2 separate regions of the Homo sapiens genome follow, and region 2 is linked to region 1. A link is an interaction called in ENCODE POLR2A ChIA-PET data of the cell type or tissue named here. Cell type or tissue: PC-9. All regions are shown on one strand.

Region 1 (2,500 bases):
GCTCCTGAGTAGCTGGGATTGCAGGTGCACGCCACTATGCCTGGCTAATTTTTTATATTTTAGTAGAGACGGGGTTTCACTGTGTTGCCCAGGCTAGCCTCAAACTCCTGAGCTCAGGCAATCCGCCCACCTCAGCCTCCCAAAGTGCTAAGATTACAGGTGTGAGCCACTGCGTCCAGCCTAATATAACTTTTAAGAAATGAAAATAGTCAGCAATACAGAAGAAAATGAATTCCACTTAAAATGCAGTTTCAGCATTGAGGCGGTCAAATTCTGAAACATTGATTTATATACAGAGTTAAAGTGCTAAATGCCTGAGACTCTGCCCCTCAATGATAAAAATTTATGATGCATGCAGGTATCTGCACTGCTCATATGTAAACTACAAACCAAAGTACCAGTACATTCCTGCATTTCTAAATCCTCAAGATCAAAGTCCCTTCTCACAAAATAAATCTGGGATATTGACAAATGAGGACCTTGCATCACTTTAGGTCCTGGATGCTGGTGGGAGTGGTGACTGAGGAGGAAAAAGAAAACAGTAATAATAGGGTGCTAATTCACAATGTTATAGGCCTTTATTAGGCAAATCTAGTTGAAAGGAGGGGATACCCATAAGGCATTCCCTGAAATCATGTGCATAATTTCGTGTGTATGTGTGTCCTTTTGAGAAGATAGATTTAGCAGATTCTCAAAAGAATCCTTCACTCAGAAATCCCCACGAACCTGATGAGAACATTGCAAACACCTCCTCAGCTTAATACATGGATTTAGAAGACTTGATTATTGCATATGAATACAGTTCCACTTATACAAATTTGTAAATGTGTCTGTAAAATGTAAATTGTATAATATAAAATGAGCACTGATCTTCAGTTATTTTTAAATGAGGGCATTTCATTTACAGAATCCATTGAATTAGATATTGTCAGCTTTTCATTTCAATTAATAAAAACTACTCTATAATATATAAAATATAAAATGCACAGCATTTCCTGACTGCCAAAGCAGCTCCTGTAACTTGCACTTTTTTGAATATGCGTCATTGACTGGAAGCCAATTTAGTCATCAGAGCACAGCCACACCCTCCTCACTCTGACACACAAACACACAGTACTTATTCATCATGGCTGTCAGAACTCTGTAGCCAAACTCTGTAGTAGTTGAAGTGGGCCTTTACAAACCATGTGGCCTGAAGAATGAATTATCTGAAGTTACTGACTGAGTAATATGACTTTGTTTATTGCAGAGGGAATGAGTGTATGTGCCAAGGATTGAAGGGGTTACTTCAGGGGAGGGAGGAACCCATGTCCTAGAATAAAATTCTGTGTTTGATATTCTGAAGATAATACCTCCTTTCATTGTATAACAGTTTACACTGTTTTGTTTGTTCTTTAGGCAATTCTGTAGTAGATTAAAAAGATATTATCCCCTTTTATGGGCTAATAGCGCAGCAAGTAGAGCCATTTAGTGCCTTATCCAGGAGTCATATCCTGTGTTTCTGGGTACCGTGGGATTTTAGGCTGTTCCCTCCTTTTTGTTCTCTTGATCATAATCAGCTGCCTCTGCTTATGATGCAGACCTTGGGGGAAGGGGAGAAACGGGGCTGATCATTCTTTCCCTGTGAGTACCCCTTCCTGTGGGCACACTGCCCTTACTGCCTTGCCTGCCCTGGAATATCTCCCCTCTCCATCTGCCATGGGCATTGCAGTAGGCAGAGGAATCCTCCCTCCATCAGTATCTGTGGGGTAACTGTGCCAGAGGGTGACCAAGGGATGTTCAGGGACTGATTGGCACCCACTTTTGGCTCAGCTAGGCTCTGGAGCTTTCTTAGTGCCTCCTCTGATCCAAAGGGGAGAGTTTCAAGGCAGGGCTAGAGCCCAGGTAGTTCTGCGCTGAATTGGCAGGTGCCCCTGCCACCCCGTTTCTGCACTCAGTTGGCTGGCTATGTTTGTGCACATAGTAGACAGTGACCTAGCCTGGCTTGCATGTAACAGCTCCCACCTGGCCTATCACAGAACCAGTGGAGAAGGGAAGCCACACAGCTAGAAGTGGTTTCCGCAGCCTGTCTTCCAGCTTCCCATTCTTCTGCCTGTTTTTCCTACCTTAGGCCTTGCCCACCTTTGGACGCCTAAGGATTTCTCGGTTTTGTAGTTTTTTTCTAATTGCTGAGCCCCGCTGTCTATGTCTTCCTTTTCCCTCACCTTTTCTAGTATCTTTGGTTTGCTATTTTACCAGACCTGAAAGCTTTCTACTTACTTCCTCAAAGCTTCATACACTTGCCAGTTTTTTTTTTTTTTTTTTTTTTTTTTTTTTTTTTTTTTTTGAGACGGAGTCTCGCTCTGTCGCCCAGGCGGGACTGTGGACTGCAGTGGCGCAATCTCGGCTCACTGCAAGCTCCGCTTCCGGGGTTCACGCCATTCTCCTGCCTCAGCCTCCCGACACTTGCCAGTTTTTAGAAAACTCTGGCAGTGATTGTACACCTGATTTAAGAAGTTTA
Region 2 (2,500 bases), 130 kb after region 1:
ACTGTATTTAATTCTCACCACATTGTGAGGTAGGTATTATTATTCTTATCTCCATTTTGTAGATGCTAAGAGGTGAAGAAAGAGTCCATGGTGTCTACCGGGAGTGTTGATAGGCTTCAGAGAAAAGCTGGAAGAGGGAGTGGCTCAGCGGAGCTCCACTACGGTCAGGGGTGCCTGTGTCTCTGGCGTGCACACACTGTAGTGTGGTCCTCTCACACTGCGGGTAGCCGTGTGCCCTGACTCCTGCCGTCCCACCGGGGTGCTGTGTGCCCTGACTCCTGCTGTCCCTCTGGGGTGCCGTGTGCCCTGACTCCTGCCGTCCCACCGGGGGTGCTGTGTGCCCTGACTCCTGTTGTCCTTCTGGGGTGCTGTGTGCCCTGACTCCTGCTCTCATCCCTGCTGTGCACCTTATTCTCAGCACCTAGCTGGGCACCTCATACATGACACAGGTGTATAAATATTTGTTGAAATGTACATACATTAATAGGAGCATCCTGAAAGCCTCTCTAATAAAATTATTCTTATATTTTTAAAGGTTTTGAAAACATTTTTAAACTTCCTGGAGATAGAGGGTAAACATTCTCCGTTTAGTGAGTTCTGTTTCTGGCCACAGTTGAATAGAACATGTTTTTCTTACTAAATGAGAGAAAAGAACTAAAGAAAAGCAGAAACCCCCCTTATGCTTCTTCCAGAAAAAAAACCTTGGCTAATAGGGCTGGACGTGGTGGCTTATGCCCGTAATCTTAGTGCTTTGGAGGCCAAGGTGGGAGGATCGCTTGAGGCCAGGAGTTTGAGACCAACCTGGGCAACAAAGTAAGACCCCCATCTCTACCAAAAAAAACAAAAACAAAAACAAAAAAAACCTTGGCTGAGGGCAACAGCATTAGTACTAGGATCTCCCTTCACCATTTGCAAAGCATTTTTCAAGCTGTACAGGTTAGGGCCTGAAATGGAAATCGCTGCTCACCTAGTATGAATGACAGTGTTCTCACTGTCCCCTTGCCATTTGACTCCATGTCACATACCTTGTTTCTCCAAGATCATCATCACCCGGGATCACTCTTCAGCCCAGAGAGCTCTGCACTCCTCCTCTCGCCTTGTGTCTCATCTCACACCCCCTCAGCCCAGCACACACCAGGAAGCCCTCCTCTCCTCTACATGTCCTCTCTCTGCGAAAGCCCTACAGAAAAGTCCCTTCCACCATGAAGCTTTACCAGACCCATTCCCCAACGCTCCCGCCACTCAGCCCTTTCTTTGCCCCTGGATTCCACAGTGTGCAGTGCCTGATTCCTTCGATGAAGGTATCGACCAGCAATTCTCTTGCTCTCCCTAGCACAGAAACACAGAAGGGCCATATCACCGGCCCTGAGGAATCCATGTTGTCAGAAACGCGTTGCTCACTGTTCCGAGGTACAGGCCCAGCACCGCATTTACATGCTGGAAGGATGTGTTGTCATGATGACTGATAGGGTTGTCAACGGCTGGACAGTCATTGTCCTTGTCCACCCTTTCTGTTTCACTCATCAGATTTTTAAGAGTGCTGAATCACTGGAATGGCTTCTCAAAAAGATCATTGCAAACATTTACCATCCTCACTTTAGTGATCAACATATATTCTGATACTTGGTTAATTTTTTTTTTTTTTAAGACAGAGTTTCACTCTTGTTGCCCAGGCTGGAGTGCAATGGCACCATCTCGGCTCACTGCAACCTCTGCCTCCTAGGTTCAAGTGATTCTCTTGCCTCAGCCTCCCAAAGTAGCTGGGATTACAGGCACCTGCCACCACGCCCAGGTTTTTTTTTTTTTTTTTTTTGTATTTTTAGTTGAGACGGGGTTTCACCATGTTGGCCAGGCTGGTCTTGAACTCCTGACCTCAGGTGATCCACCCGCCTTGGCCTCCCAAAGTGCTGGGATTACAGGTGTGAGCCACCGTGCCCAGCAGGTTAATTTTGTTTTTTTTTTTTTAAATACTTATGACTATGGTTTATTATAAAGGATACAACTCAGGAACAGCCAAATGGAAGAGTCAACAGCCGAGTGGAACAGGGCAAGGTCTGGGAGGTGGGAGGGTCCCAAATGCAGAAGCTTCTATCGCCATGGAATCAGGGTGCACCTGATGCTTAGTTAGCATTTAAAAGCCATTTTGTTGCCTCCTTTTGCATCTGTCTCCTTATTGCGTGGAATAAGAAGAAATCAAGATGTGGCAATGAGATGAATGGCTCTGTCCTCCTGCAGCTCCACCCTCCTGTTTTCCTAGAGCTACTCAGGCTAGATAAATTGATCTCAGTCATATTTGTGAAGAGACAGTCCTAATCACACCACTTGCAATTGCTCATCTCTCTTACCAAAAAGAAAATTCCCAGGTTCTTAGTGCTTTGCCTTCTGAGAAAAAATTTTAAAGAACAACAAAATGTGCATAGCCCTTATTAGCATGGGTTCTCTGTGTCCCCAGGAGAGGACATACTGTACAGGAAACACAAAGTTCTACATTTAGGGGAGT

The links. Peaks named below come from ENCODE experiments on the same cell type or tissue, not always from the same donor. Only the 100,000 strongest peaks of a DNase experiment are listed, where the experiment ranks them.
Region 2: POLR2A ChIA-PET joins it to region 1 with 10 read pairs; 3 of 35 experiments call an interaction of 5 or more read pairs at or near these places.

Annotation. Positions count from the first base shown.
Region 1 is chr6:109,792,810-109,795,309 of GRCh38, forward strand. All of the region lies in intron 21 of FIG4 (FIG4 phosphoinositide 5-phosphatase), which reads left to right. Among named protein-coding and RNA genes, the nearest start is that of FIG4, 100 kb to the left of the region's middle. In PC-9, no CTCF peak of the experiment used is centred here; DNase peaks (open chromatin) are centred at 1,092 and 1,518; H3K27ac peaks cover 2,399 bases.
Region 2 is chr6:109,919,709-109,922,208 of GRCh38, forward strand. No RefSeq gene overlaps it. Among named protein-coding and RNA genes, the nearest start is that of GPR6, 57 kb to the right of the region's middle. In PC-9, no CTCF peak of the experiment used is centred here; no DNase peak of the experiment used is centred here.